Linked DNA regions of Mus musculus: region 2 is linked to region 1. The links are chromatin loops, found by intact Hi-C in ENCODE. Cell type or tissue: left cerebral cortex. All regions are shown on one strand. Each heading gives the region's core, and the rest is flanking DNA. Links, peaks and the distances in the headings are about the cores only.

The links. Hi-C counts contacts between places; a loop is a spot of excess contacts. Peaks named below come from ENCODE experiments on the same cell type or tissue, not always from the same donor. Only the 100,000 strongest peaks of a DNase experiment are listed, where the experiment ranks them.
Region 2: a loop joins it to region 1, with 6 times the contacts of the local background. A loop is called at or near these places in 4 of 42 quality-filtered maps.

What each region holds. Positions count from the first base shown.
Region 1 is chr8:86,905,037-86,912,773 of GRCm38, forward strand. No RefSeq gene overlaps it. Among named protein-coding and RNA genes, the nearest start is that of Gm33391, 12 kb to the right of the region's middle. In left cerebral cortex, for the core only: a CTCF peak has its summit at 3,708 (motif pointing left); a DNase peak (open chromatin) is centred at 3,702.
Region 2 is chr8:85,594,126-85,601,862 of GRCm38, forward strand. No RefSeq gene overlaps it. Among named protein-coding and RNA genes, the nearest start is that of Gm51583, 23 kb to the left of the region's middle. In left cerebral cortex, for the core only: no CTCF peak of the experiment used is centred there; a DNase peak (open chromatin) is centred at 3,481.

The DNA of each region.
Region 1 (7,737 bases), core at 1,625-6,624:
GAGTGCACTAATTGGCTGCTGCTACAGTGGGGTCTGCCTCTTGCTATGCGGCAGGTGGAGCTCTCCCCCTGGGTTTGCTAGTGGCGTAGCCACCCATCAGTCTTTTCTCCCTCCCCGCCCATTGGATCTGGAGATCCCTAAAGCGGAGATCATTTGTCTCTGTGGTTCTCACAACAGTGTCTGAACACTTATCATGTGCCAGATGCCCCACTAAGTGCTTTTGTGTTTCATTATCTGAAGTGGATGGTGTTAGGACCCTCAGGGCTTATTTTAGTTACTTCGTCTGGGTTTCCTCTTGTTGTTTGAGATAGAGGTCTGTCTTAGGGTTTCTATTCCTGCACAAACATCACGACCAAGAAGCAAGTTGGGGAGGAAAGGGTTTATTCGGCTTACACTTCCATACTCTGTTCATCACCAAGGAAGTCAGGACTGGAACTCAAGAAGGTCAGAAAGCAGGAGCTGATGCAGAGGCCATGGAGGGATGTTCTTTACTGGCTTGCTTCCCCTGGCTTGCTCAGCCTGCTCTCTTATAGAACCCAAGACTACCAGCCCAGAGATGGTCCCACCCACAAAGGCCCTTTCCCCCTTGATCACTAATTGAGAAAATGCCGTACAGCTGGATCTCATGGAGGCATTTCCCCAACTGAAGCTCCTTTCTCTGTGATAACTCCAGCTGTGTCAAGTTGGCATAAAACTAGCCAGTACAATTGACCCCTTGTCAACACAAACACATCACTAGTAAGTCTCAACCCTTACATTCTTATTCATCCCCAAGATCTAAATAACTTTAAAATTTCAATCTCTTTAAAATATCCATTTCTTTTAAAACCCAAAGTCAAGCCGGGCATAGTGGCGCACGCCTTTAATCCCAGCACTTTGGAGGCAGAGGCAGGCGGATTTCTGAGTTCGAGGCCAGCCTGGTCTACAAAGTGAGTTCCCGGACAGCCAGGACTACACAGAGAAACCCTGTCTGGAAAAACTAAAAAAAACAAAACAAAACAAAAAAAAACAACCCAAAGTCTTTTTACAATTGAAAGTCTCTTAACTGTGAGCTCCACTAAAATAATTTCTTCCTTCAAGAGGGAAAAATATCAGGGCATAGTCACAATCAAAAGCAAAAATTAAACTCCAACTGTCCAATGTCTGGGATCCAATTCATGATCTTCTGGGCTCCTCCAAGGGCTTGGGTCACTTCTCCAGCCCTGTCTTTTGTAGCACACAGCTTTTCCTCCAGGCTCCAGATACCTGTACTTCACTGCTGCTGCTGCTCTTGGTGGTCATTCATGGTCCTGGCATTTCCAAAATACTGCATGACCCCTTCAGTCCTGGGCCATCAATTGCAGCTGAGGCTGCACCTTCATCAACGGCCTTCCATGGCCCGTCACAGTGCCGAGATTCAGCTGCTCTGCATAACCTCTTCAAAACCAGTACCACCTGGCTGACTCTTACACATTAACAAGTCCTGCTGCTGCACGAGGTACAACTTTGGCTATCTCCGGAACACACCCTCTTTGTGCACTCAGAAAACACTTCCCAGAAGATGACACCTCAATGATGCTGGTCTCTTCTTAATCACAGCTAATTTCTTAGCTCCAGCTAACCAGCATCAACAGTCCCAGTAATGCAAAGTTTTCTCTTTAGTAGTTCTGGTATCTTGTTAATCACAGCTGATTCTTCAGCCCCAGCTAACCAGAACCACAGAATCTTCACAATCAAAATAGCAATGGCCCTGATAAAAGTCTTTAATCTTCCCTCTGAAATTTCACAAGCCAGGCCTCCATCTTCTGCACTGTTCTCAACATTATCTTCCAAGCTCCTACACAACATCTGACAGAGCTCTTAACACCAAATGGATCTTCTGGCCCAAAGTTCCAAAGTCCTTCCACAGTCCTCCCCAAAACAAGGTCAAGTTGTCACAGGAATACCCCACTCCTGGTACCAATTTGTCTTAGTCAGGGTTTCTATTCCTACACAAACATCATGATCAAGAAGCAAGTTGGAGAGGAAAGGGCTTATTCGGCTTACACTTCTCCTTTCTCTGGGATAACTCCAGCTGTGTCAAGTTGACACAAAACTAGCCAGTACAGGGTCTCACTCTGTAGTCCAGGTTGGCTTTGAACTTACAACCATCTTGCCTCAGTTTTCTGCACGTTGAGATTACAGATGTGTCCCATGCCTTTCTTCTTAGTTTTGAGATGAAGAGAACGATTAAACAACTCATTTGAGTCACACAGCAACTGAATGGCAGATTGCTGATATAGGCAAGTTGACTCTAGAACCTTCCCCTTGCCAGTCTCCCATGCTAGAACCTTCCCCTTGCCAGTCTCCTATGCCACCTCAGTGGCCTTTCTTCTTTTGCTTAGAAAGGTAGGGGAGAAAGCTCTATGGGGTTTACTTCAATGTACAACAGTAACCTGCAGGCCAATGGAACTGTATTGTGTTTGGGGTCTGATTTTGTAAATAAGTACTCATTACAACCCTGGGACAGTTACTAAATGTGCTTGTTTCTTACCCAAAACAGGGGCAATTTCCTGGGTTATTGTGAAGGCAAATTGATGTGTTCTTACAGTAAACCCAGGAACATGCGTTTGCTAGGCAATGGGTGGGTCTCTCACTCTTTATAAATCAATATCCACCTCTCTATCTGTGTATGTGCCGCATGCATGTTTGGTGCTCGTGGGGGACAGACGTGAACACTGGAACCCCTGGAACTGTAGTTAAGGAAGGTTGGAAGCAGCCACGCGGATGCTGGGAAAGCAAATCTGGTTCCGCTGCAGGAGCAGCAAATGCCCGTAACCACCAGGCGCCTCTTCAGCCCCTGTAGTAGGTTTTTTTTTTTTTTAAGATTTATTTATTTATTTTATGTATATGAGTACACTGTAGCTGTACAGATGGTTGTGAGCCTTCATGTGGGTGTTGGGAATTCAATTTTTAGGACCTCTGCTTTCTCGGGTCCATCCCGCTCACTCAGCCCCTGCTTGCTCCTGCCCAAAGATTTATTTATTATTATTATAATACATAAATACACTGTAGCTGAATTCAGACGCACCAGAAGAGGGTGTCAGATCTCATTATGGGTGGTTGTGAGCCACCATGTGGTTGCTGGGATTTGAACTCAGGACCTTCGGAAGAGCAGTCAATGCTCTTACCCACTGAGCCATCTCCCCAGTCCTGTAGTAGTTATTTTTGAGATAGGAACTCTCTGCATAGCTTAGGCTGGCCTCTAACTCATGATGCTCTTGCCTTATCATGATGCTTATTGCCAAGTGCTGGGGGTTACTGGTGTGCGCCGCCACAGCTGGTTCCCGTTTTGGCATTTAAAATATTTATTTATTTATTTATTATTATTTTATCTGCATATGGTGTGTGTGTGTGTGTGTGTGTGTGTGTGTGTGTGTGTGTGTGTGTAGGGCAGGGGATAGCTCTGTGGAGTTGGTTCTTTCCTGTGTGGATTCTAGAGACTGAATTCAGTTTGTCCGCTTATGAGACAAGTATTTTTATGACCTGAGCCATCTAAGTCGTCTGAGCGTCAGTATATTTGAGGTGGTGAGGAGGGTCTTGTTCCGGGCTTGTAGTACCTAGCTGTCTTGTTTCTTTCTTCTATTTAAATCTGAGTCTTTCTTGTCCTTGCCCAACTTGGTATTTTGAAAAAAGAAGCTTTAGTGAACTGGAAAGGTAACAGAGGCAACAGTGCCACCGTGTGGCCAGAGGTCAGCATTACTATGGTGAAAGGCTGGATCCTGGATCGTATTAACTGGTTCTCTTATTTATGTAGGAGCTTGCTGAACATTCCTCATGGATGGGCTAGTTTACTAAAGTCTCTAAGTAGAGTACAGCATAGTTGCTGCCATGGCTCCATTTTAAGGCTCTTAAGAGACTTGCGGTTGAGAGATTAAGCAATTTCTTCATGGTCATACAAAGAACAGAGACCAGACACAGAATGGGAACCTTCGGTAGCTTGCTCTTAGGTTCACAATTGCAATCATTTTCTATGTTACATCTGTTTCAAGTGGGGCAGAACCCCCAGTTTTAGACTCTTCTTAGACTCACATAATTTTATTTCTTCGTAGGCAATGTGCCCCAGGTGGGAGACAGAGAGCTGAGTCTAGGCACCAGCCCCTCTTTTTACCCTCAGTAACTCATGCTACTTTTCTGAGTTTACAGATGACAGGATGGTGATATTGGCCTCTTCGCCTTATAGTATCTTATAGGCTCCTTGCAGGACTCAATGAAGAGCTTGGAAAGCCCAAAGTCTGGTTTAAATGGCATAGTCCATTTTTTGGGCTACAACTGAATCCACAACCTGAGTAACTGATGCAGACAATGCATGACCCACAGATACCGTATCCACCTGTAGCCCATACATCTGTGGCCCACTCCAGATCTGAATACTGCCCTGACTCTTCCAAACTTAGCTTTTTAAGGCTGGAGATGTAGTTTAGTTGCTAGAATGAAGGACTAAGGACCCCAAAGCCTCAGGTGGCCGGAGAAACTCAGGCCGGGAAAGCTGACTTGATACCTGGGCTGTTAGGGAGTTTTGTTGAGTAGCAGCCTCTGCTGGGATCTACTGCTTTGAGCCTGCAGGGGAACTGACTTGGTGGCAACTTCCATCCCAACCCCATTCCACCCTATTCAACTCCCAAATGCCCTCCACCCCCAGGTACACAGCTGTCACTTCCACAGAGAGGCTGTGGCCCTCAGTTGTGCTGATTAAAGAATCCAGCTTCTGGAGATGCCTGCTGGCTTCTTGTTATTTCATGTTGCCCCTTTGATTTTGATCTAACACCCCTCACATGTACAAGGCTCTGTGTCTGATGCCTAACACCACATAAAGCTGGACATGGCGGCATGTGCCCGTGAGTCTAGCATTGGGGTGGCGGAGAGAGGAGGATCAGAGGTTCGTGGTCAGTCTTGGCAATACAGCAAATTTGAGACCATCCTGGGCCACTTAAGATCTTGTCAGAACAGTGTAAGAGAAGCTTCCACTTCGGCTGGCATCAGGATCCTCATTTTTTTTCTTCTCTAGCAGGACACTCCTGGAGAAATCCCAATTTAGAAAGGTCTGTTGTTTCAATAGTCTGAGACTTAAAGGAAGGGCACAGATAGCTCCTTAGGGTACCTCCATTTTTTTTCAGCATGATTGCATTGAGGGGGATCAGAAGAAGTGCTCTGTAGGCTTAAATTTTTCAAAGCCTACTTTTAATAAGGGTTCTCAGATGCTTCAATCTCCCTTCAAGCCCACTGCCCAAAGGTAGAGGAGAAAAGATGGTAAGTAGGACAAGGGGATGTGGACCTGTGTTGCAGGAAATATTTAAAAATGAGCCCTCCAACTCTCAGCAGGGTCAGGCCATGCTCCTGCACTCCTGCCGCTGCTGCCACTGCCGCTGCCAACTTTCCAGCTCTGCGAGGCCACAGGGCTCCCGCCCAGCCGTCTCTAGGATGGGGGACCCGAGTTCCTCTTTCTTCCAAGCAATGCCCCACAAACATCTCAATTACCCAGTAGAATCAAGACTTTTTTTTTCTTTTTCTTTTTTTTTTGGTTTTTTGAGACAGGGTTTCTCTGTGTAGCCCTGGCTGTCCTGGAACTCACTCTGTAGACCAGGCTGGCCTCGAACTCAGAAATCCGCCTGCCTCTGCCTCCCATGTGCTGGGATTAAAGGCGTGCGCCACCACACCCGGCGAATCAAGACTTTTAATGCTTAATTAGCCAATCAGATTTATGTATCAATAACACAATTTACACAATGTCAGTAAAATAATTTCAGAGCCAATTGATAATGATAAAGCTTTAACCCATTATTCTAATCTTTTGATAACACCACGTTGGCCTCCATACAGGTTCTCTCTCCTTATGAGACCTCTCTGCCTCTCTGTCTCTGTCTCTGTCTGCAACTCTTTGCTCCACCTCCCTTTTCTCTGTCCAATCATAGACCTCCTCTGCATTAATGTGATTGGACAGGGAAAATCCTGTGACGGACCTGTTTAGAAGTAGTTATTTGAGGGGTGATTCCAATCTTTGTTAGGATACCAGCAGTCCAGTTCAGTAGTGTCCGGATACCAAGCATGAATCAGCAGGAGGGGCACATCCACCAGAAACTTCCAGGACTCCTGCAAATCGGCACGAAACAGTAGAAGCAAACAGGACCACCAGCCGGAACACCAGGAGGAGTTCTCTGCTGTGTCCCTCTCAATGAAGCGAAGAGCAGAAAAGATGCAAGACCAACAGAGCGTTGCAAAGTGTACCTTCACTGTCAGTTGAGTCCTATTTATACTCTCTTCAAACATCACATGTTCTTCCACGCATCTTGCCTCAGCAAAACACCATGTGAGTCTGCATCACATGACAAAACCGGAAACTTCCACTTCAGGGCTCTTTGATCAGACTCTGCAATAGCAGAGGTTTAGGTTGAGACCTAAAACAAGCAGGCACTTCTGTCCCAGCATTGCCTCTCTCTGATAGCACCAAGCCCTTTTCTCCGTATGTTAATGAGCAACAGCTAGTCATTGGGAGTTTTAACCCAAACTTGGGGTCATTTCAGGATCCAGTCACTTATCCTTTATGCCATTAGAGCTGGTGGCATGGGACTGGCTCTTTTGCCTCAGGTCACTGGTAGCTGTGGCTCTCTAAACTAATCCTGCAGCAGATGATACATCATGTGTGCCCGATCAGGTCCTTGAAACTTGACTTGAGGGCCTCCCGTGAGAACCTGACTTTTCTATGTCAACTCCAGAGCACCTTGCTTTTCTTATACCAACTCCAGAGCTCACTAGAAAACATTGCCAGACTCTAGCTCAGCTGGTCTGTGGCCAGATTCTGATTGTATGGCCTCTTTACAAAGTGTCTGCATAAATCAGACATATAAGGTTCCCCACATTCTAACCCTGAAGTGGCTTAGTTCATTTATAAGAAGGGAACCTCCCCCTCTGCCACTCTACGTCATAGCCTGGACTCTCCTCAGAGCCTCTACCATACCCCTTGTCTGTGGAATTGGGGCCTGGACTCTCCTTAAGGACCATTCCATGCTATTTTGTGATAAAACTCTTCTAAGAAAACCTCTTAACAAAGGGAAGAATGTACCTCAGTGTCCCCTGCAACTCCAGGTGCCTTTCAATACCGTCACTGAATTAAGTTGTTTCCCATTTCATCAGAAAGCACCTCAGGGGTAAATTGAGACAGGGTTTCTCTGTGTAGCCCTGGCTGTCCTGGAAATCACTCTGTAGACCAGGCTGGCCTCCAACTCAGAAATCCACCTGCCTCTGCTTTCCCAAATGCTGGGATTAAAGGCGTGTGCCACCACGCCCGGCTCTATCTACTTATTTATTGTGAGCACCAGTGAGGGGTCCATGAGTAACTTTCAGGAACCACTTCTTTCAACAGGTGGGTCTTGGGGATTAAACTCAGGCTTAGTGGCAGGAGCCTTAATCTACTAAGCTATCTTCTCAGTCCCAGGCTGACCTTTAGTTAGAGACAGTTTATCACTGAGGCTGCCAGACAGTCGGGCCATCATTACCATGAGAAATATACTCTCAATCTGATGAACCACCTAAAGTTTTATATTATACTTTACTTAACACATGCGTGTACATGTACATACGTGTGTGTGTGTGTGTGTGTGTTATGTATGTATGTGTGTGTGTGTGTGTGTGTGTGTGTGTGTTATGTATGCTGGTGACCACAGAGGCCAGCAGAGGTCATCACACACCTAGAGCTGGAGTTACACACAGTTGTGTACTGCC
Region 2 (7,737 bases), core at 904-5,903, 1.3 Mb before region 1:
TCAGGTCTTCTAAGAACAGTAAGAGCTCATAGCTATTGAACTATCTCTCCAGCTCCTTAACATTCCTCAAAATATTCCTATATAATAAGAGCACTGTCTGGAATTCTTGGTTCTCAGCTGGAGAGAAGCTTCAACTAGACTCCTCTCCCTCTCCTTATTTCCGTGATATCCCTGTCTCTCTGCTGCCCCAAAGGTCTCAGACTACTGACTGACTAGTAGCCCTGACTACTAGGGCTTTAGGGGCCTGATACCCATGCATGGCACAGAGACTGTTGGAGTAGAGGCTGCCAATTGCTGCGTTCTGTAAGCAACTGATGAAAATGAATGCTGTTACAAACCAGTGTCTAAAGACTCTCTTGCCCATCCATGGTTTCTATTCAGGTAGAGCAAAGTAGCCCTAGGCATCGGGTTAGGAACAGGAATAGGGACAGAAGCAGGAACAATACTTATAGAAACAATAGTTCAGGCCCAACAGGCAGAGTGGGCCAGCAGGGTTCCTTTTGGGGAGAGGAAGAGTCAGACGGAGCCCCAGCAGGAGACAAGAAAGAAAGAAAGAAAAGGGGCTCTAGATCAGTAGTTCTCAACCTGTGGTTCTCGACCCCTTTGGGACCATATGTCATATATTTACATTACAACCCATAATAGTCATAATATCAGTAAAATTAGAGTTATAAAAAAGCATCGAAATAATTTTATGGTTGGGGGTCACCACAGCACAAGGGCAGCAGCATTAGGAAGGCCAAGAACCACTGCTCTAGAGAATTAGTGCACACTCCACTTAACCACATAATATGGCTGACGTCATGATTCTTCTTCCTCACCGAGACAAAAATTTGGTGCTCTTCCTCCAGGGAACTGTTGTGTGATGAATGAACAAAGGAAGTACAAAGGACAAGGAAGGACAACGTGGCTGCTCCTGGGTATGATGGAGGGGGAAGTTTCTCAAAGGTAAAATGGAGTGCATAGTTAGAGACAAGGGCACCTGGGAGAGTCCAGGGTGGACAGGACCTGAGCAGGTCATGTGGGAAGAGGGGGAGGGGAAAGGAGCAGGGGGGTGAGGGGGGGAACTACGTGCAGCAGCCAGGAGGTCAAAGGTACGAAAGGAGGGGGGGATGGGGGGGGGGAGAACCAAAATACTTTGATTATTTAGGGAAGAGCAGCTCAGGCCCCTGGGCTGGAGAGTTTAGGGTAGGGGGTGGGGGATGCCAGGCAGGACAGTCCTGTAACAGGTAGGTGCTGGGGGACTGCAGGGAGAACCTGCCAACCAGATCAATTCTGATATGTTAAATAGGCATCTCAGCCTTTTGTCCCAGGTTTGAAACCTAACAAGCAGGACTTGGGGATGGGGGAGAAACAATCAGCTTCCCTCCCCCATTCTGGATTACCTAATCTCTGCACTAGTTTAAACCAGTCAGCCCCAACCGTATACAACCCCAACTCCAGGGCGACTTTTGGCTCCCTGCCAATTCCGAGGAGTCCTTCTCTGTGTGTTTTGCTCTATGTGTCCCGCTCCGGCTCGTACCACCCCCTCTGTTGTGTTTCTGATTTCAATAAAAGCTGCTGAGTGCTGAGCTCTTGCTTTTCCTTCTTTTTATTCTTGAAATTGGCCAGTAAAGGACTCTATTCCTGCAACCTTAGATGACCTCATGCCTTCTCAAGGTCTCAAGGTCTCAAAGTGAGGGAGGGCACGAGCCTGCAGCCCGGCTGGCTTTAGTTCCTGGGCAGCAGAGAGCATTCTGGGAAATGTCACATCCTGCATCCCTGGGTTCTGGAAACCTGACTGGGGCAGTGAGGGAATGAAAAAAAGGACACACACACACAGAGTTAAGCTGGGGTCAGGTAGATGTGAGATGTTCCTCAGTGTGCTGGACTTCTGCAGAATAAAACACTCTTTGCATTTACATACTATTTGAGCCCAGGGTATCATTCTTTGGGAAATCATTGACCCTTACATTTGGGGGCCTGTCTTAGTCAGGGTTTCTATTCTTGCACAAACACCATGTCCAAGAAGCAAGTTGGGGAGGAAAGAGTTTATTCAGCTTACACTTCCACATTGCTGTTCATCAGAGACTGGAAGTCAGGACTGGAACTCAAGCAGGTCAGGAAGCAGGAGCTGATGCAGAGGCCATGGGGGGATGTTCCTTACTGGCTTGCTTCCCCTGGCCTGCTCAGCCTGCTCTCTTATAGAACCCAAGACTCCCAGCCCAGGGATGGCACCACTCACAAGGGGCCCTTCCCCCTTGATCACTAATTGAGAAAATGCCTTACAGTTGGATCTCATGGAGGCATTTCCTCAACTGAGGCTCCTTTCTCTGTGATAACTCCAGCTTGTGTCAAGTTGACACAAAACCAGCCAGTACAGGGCCCATCCTGGATTTGCTGAAGACTCCCTGACCCAAATAGTGGAGTGTTTTTCAGATTGGTAAGCCCAGGCACCCTGTTGTCTTTGGTCTTGTCCATATCTGTTTCTGTTCTGGGTTTAATCTAGAGGCCAAAAGGGACAAAGTGGACACTTATTTTGTCACCTGGCCAGGGGCAATGGAGGATGCTCCCAGCCTCCTACTGGAAGCAGGAGAACTTGCTAGTTCTCATCTGGATTCTGAACCCACTGTGGGTCTATGGGCTTCCCATGTGCAGGGAGGAAGACTGCCTGAAACCGCTTTTTGTTTTGTTTTTGTTTTCCCGGGATTGTCCTTCTGTGTCTGTCTGTGTGTACGGTACCGTGTTTGTGCTTTTTGTCCTCACATACAATTTTTTCTTTGATTCCTAGAATGGGACAGGCACAAAGCATCCTACTGGGCTTGGTTCTGAACCATTTTAAGGACTTTTGCCAAGTCACAAAAACCGGGTCTGGTTGTTCATCCTCACAAACTAACCATCTTTTGCAGGAATGAATGGCCCACCTATGGCCTGAGGAGGGGGCTTTCCATCTCCCCACCATTTACAGGGTGATGATTTAGTTTATGAGGCTTGGGACCACCTGGACCAAGTGCTATATATCACTATGTGGCAATACCTGGTTGAGAAGCCCCCTGTTTGGATGAGAACTTTTTTGTTATGGGCCTTGCTGCTCCCCACCCTTCTTTCTCCGCCCCACCCTTGCTCTCCCTTTCTGCTCCTGAGGAGAATCTCTGTCCCCCTCCTTATGTTCCTGCTCCTGCTGCTGCTGCTGTCCCTGCCCAGCCAGCATAGGCAGAGGGAGGAGCAGCCCCTCTGCCTCTCCTGACTCCACTTGGAGTCCACCTCACACTTGGGCCTGTATGCCCAGAGAGAGGGCCAAATCTAATACAGCCTTATCACTCTGGGCTATGAGACCCCCAGATGCTCACGAGGCAGTTCACGACATATGTGTCATTTGCCTGTAATGAGCTTTACAATTGGAAGTTGCAGAACTCCCCATTTTTAGAAAGACCATCTGGTCTCACAGGTCTAGATGCAATCAGCCCTCACAGGTCTTCTGGATTCCATCGTGCTGACTCACCTGCCCACCTGGGAAGTCTGTCAGCAACTGCTCCAGGTCCTCTTTACGACAGAGGAGAGAGAGGATTGTGGGAGCCACCTGGAAATTGGCTCCAGGAGCAAGCGGGCTGCCCACTCAAGTCCAGGCTGATATGGATGCAGCCTTTCCTTTGACTCGACCTGATTGGGATTTTAACACTGCTGAAGGTAAGGAGAGGCTCCAGGTCTACCACCAGATTCTGATGGTGGCCTCCGAGAGCTGCCAGGTGGCCCACAAGTTTATCTAAGGTGAGTCAGGTGATGCAGGGAAAGAATGAGAGCCCCAGGGAATTCTAGAAAGACTTGTGACGCCTACAGGACCTATACTGCTTTTGACCTTTGACCAGAAGCCAGAGAACACCAGTCAGCTGTGAACATGGCTTTTGTGAACCAAACTGACCCTGACACCTGTTGGAAGCTTCAGCCACTGAATGGCTTTGTGGCCTGCCTCTGGCACCCAGGAGCCAGCCTCTATTTGCCTTTGAATGGCAAGACTTGGAGAGGGGCTTCAAGGGACAACTGACTTGGACACACACTTGCCTCAAGGATTCAAGAACCACCTCTGAGGAGGCAATGCATGAGGACTTGCTTGGTGAGTACTGGTGGGCCTACCCCCAAATATCTGTGCTCCAGTATGTATTGTGGACCCCCCAACTCGGAGACATGCCAGGAGGCCACTTGAGACATGTTACAGGAGCTGAGTCAGTAGTGCCAGGGAAATGTCAGTGATCCCCCAAAATACAGACAGGAGCCAATCTGGTGCAACTCACAGCTAGCTATTCAAGCTAATTCCCCCCCTCCCCCAATGCACTACCGTGGGACAATTTTGGTGGTGGGGGAGCCCTGAATGTCTATCCAGGAAAGGCTTTGTAGTAAGCAGCAAACAGGGAGTGAGTGTGCAAGCATCTAATTGGAAAGCTCCTGTGCCTTTCACATAATTGGCTGGTGCTGGGAGTCACATCATAAACTCTTTTTGTTTTTTTGTTTGTTTGTTTGTTTCGAGACAGGGTTTTTCTGTATAGCCCTGGCTATCCTGAAACTCTGTAGACCAGGCTCACCTCAAACTCAGAAATCCACCTGCCTCTGTCTCCCAAGGCATGCACCACCACTGTCTGGCTTACCATAAATTTTAATTTCTGCTCTCCTCTGCATTGGTGGTCATTAGGCCAGGGGTGAGATTGTAACTTAGAGGTGCAGATTTATTGGGGTAATAACCTGGAGATGCTGGTCTTGTTGGGGAATTAGCCTAGAGACTGGAGTTAGGCTTGAGTTTTGTTGGGGGACAACTTAGAAAGTTGCTAAGTACCAGCCTGTTAGTTTACCTGAGTTCAAACTTAGGTCAGGTTCTCTAAGATGGAGACTGAACTTAAAAGATTTGGCATCTCAAGTCAACTTGGCTACTGAGCGTCAACTAAGAAGGCCCAGCTTTGTCAACTTGAAGTCACCTATCTGGGGTACATATTCAAGGTGGGTCAGCCAACACATACTGTCAGATGCCTTGGAAGTAAACCATCTTTAGCATCCCAGTCCCATCAACCCTGGGACAAGTACGGGAATTTCTAGGATCTGCCTGGTTTTGTAGACTTTGGGTACCAGGGTTCACTGAGATAGCCAAAGTGTTATATGAGGCCTCCCAGGGCCAAAAAAGACAAAATAGAATGGACCCAGGAGATGGACATGGCTTTTAAGACTCTAGGAAGAGCCTCATTGGAGGTAGTGGCCTTGGCCCTCTGGGACATTTACAAACCTTTCCACCTGTATGTGGATCAGAGAAAGGGGATAGCAAAGGGGGTGCTCACCCAAATTTTGGGACCATGGAAAAGACCTGTGGCTTATTATCTAAGAAGCTGGATCTGATGGCCCAAGGATGGCCAGCCTGCCTCCAGATCATAGCTGCCACTGCCCAGCTAGTCAGGGATGCTGACAAAATAACTATGGGGCAGGAACTTGTTGTTACCACCCACCATGCTATTGAGGGGACCCTCAAGAATCCACACAGCTGGTGGCTGTCCAATGCCAGACTGTTGCAGTTTCAGGCTCTACTTTTGAATCCCTCTTGCATAAGATATAACCCATCATCTGCCATAAACCTAGTCACCTTGCTACCTGACCTGTGCTCAGATGTGCAGCATGATTGCTCTACAAGTTCTGGGGCACAGCCAGAACATCATGCTGGACTTGACTGACATACCCTGGCCAGACGGGAAATGGATCTACTTTATGCACAGGAGCAGCTTCATCCAGAATGAAATCAGGTATGCAGGGGCAGCTGTTATGGTCTTGGACTCTGGTATTTGGGCAACTGCTTTGCCAGTGGAAACTTCAAGTCTAGAAAGCTGAACTAAAGGCTAACCCAGGTTTTAAAACTGGCAAAAGGGGCATAGCTAATATCTACATTTATAGCAGATATGCCTTTGCTCATATACATGGGTCCATATACTAAGAGAGGGGATTATTGACTGTTGAAGGAAGAAAAAAATCAAAGATAAGGAAGGAATACTTGTTTTATTGGAGGCATTATGTCTTCCTCTCAAGGTGGCCCGGGCATCAGAAAGGGACATCAGAAATAGTCTGAGGGAACAGGCCAGCTGATAAAGCAGCAAGAGAGGCCACCCAAGTTTCCCCTGCCAACATCCTGGTAGCTTTGCAGCGCCCCCCACTCCCACCCCTACCCTGTGCCCCCAAAAATCCCGGTATATACTGCTGAAGACAGATGACATCAGGCGAAATGCTAAGGAGTTTATAGAAGAGATGGGTGGTTGCTGACTTCTGAAGCCTGCACCATCCTACCTAAGGAGTTTGCTAAGCAACTCATCCATCAGATTCATCAACCTTCACACTTGGTAACCAAACACTGAAGGAATTGCTGTGAGGGGCAAGGTACAAAATATTTGACTTAGGACAATGGTTGATCAGGTATTCTCAGTCTGTGCCACCTGCCAGGCTGTGAACTCCTCAGGCCTCAGTCAAGGAACTGCTCCAGGAACCAGAATCAGGGGTCAATGGCCAGAGGCTAATTGGGAAATAGATTATACAGAAATAAAACTAGGAACACAGTATTTGCTAGTTTTTATGGATACCTTTTCAGGATGGGTAGATGCCTACCCTATAAAGGAGACTGTCACTGTAGTGGCAAAGACGCTTCTGGAAGACATCATACCCAGGTATGGTTTGCCTACTGTACTGGCTGGTTTTATGTGCCAACTTGACACAGGTTGGAGTTATCACAGAGAAAGGAGCCTCAGTTGAAGAAATGCCTCCATGAGACCCAGATCTAAGGCATTTTTCTCAGCTAGTGATCAAGGGGAGAGGACCCAGCTCATTGTGGGAGGTGCCATCCCTTGGCTGGTAGTTTTGGGTTCTATAAGAGAGCAGGCTGAGCAAGCCAGGGGAAGCAAGCCAGTAAGGAACATCCCTCCATGGCCTCTGCATCAGCTCCTGCTTCCTGACCTGCTTGAGTTCCAGTCCTGACTTCCTTGGTGATGAACAGCAGTATGGAAGTGTAAGCTGAATAAACCCTTTCCTCCCCAACTTGTTTCTTGGTCATGATGCTTTGTGCAGGAATAGAAACCTGCTTGTGTTTGACAGTGAACCATCATCATTTATCTTTCAGGTAACTCAATCTCTAGCACAGGTTCTGAGGACCATTTGGAAATTACCTTGTGTATACAGACCCCAGAGTTCAGGGTAAGTAGAGAGGATGAATTGGATCCTGAAGGAAGCCCTGAACAAATTAACCCTTGAAACTGGTGGTGACTGGGTGTCTCTCCTACCTTATTCCTTATATAGGGCTAGGAATACCCCCTACACTTTAGGTCCCCTCACCCCTCTTTTGAGATCCTTTATGGAAGGCCCCCTTCCTTGCTGCCCAAACTCCAGTCTGATATCTTAGCTGAATATGACCAACATAAGTTTTTAACATCCTTGGAAGCCCTCCATAGGATCTGGAAGCAACTCTGGCCTGCCATCTGCCAGGTTTATGAGTCTGTTCCTCCCTTGACTGCCACTGATTAGAACCAGGTGAAGAGTCTGGATTAAGAGACATAACCACAAGACTCTGGAACATTGCTGGAAAGGACCTCACATTGTGATCCTGACCATGCCTCTGGCTGTTAAGGTGGACGTGATCAGGATGTGATGTACCACTCCCACGTTAAGCCTGCCAGGGGAGAGATGATCCAGCAGTTGAGATCCCAGTGAAGGGCAATGCCAGGTGAACAGCCACAAGAATGATGGGAG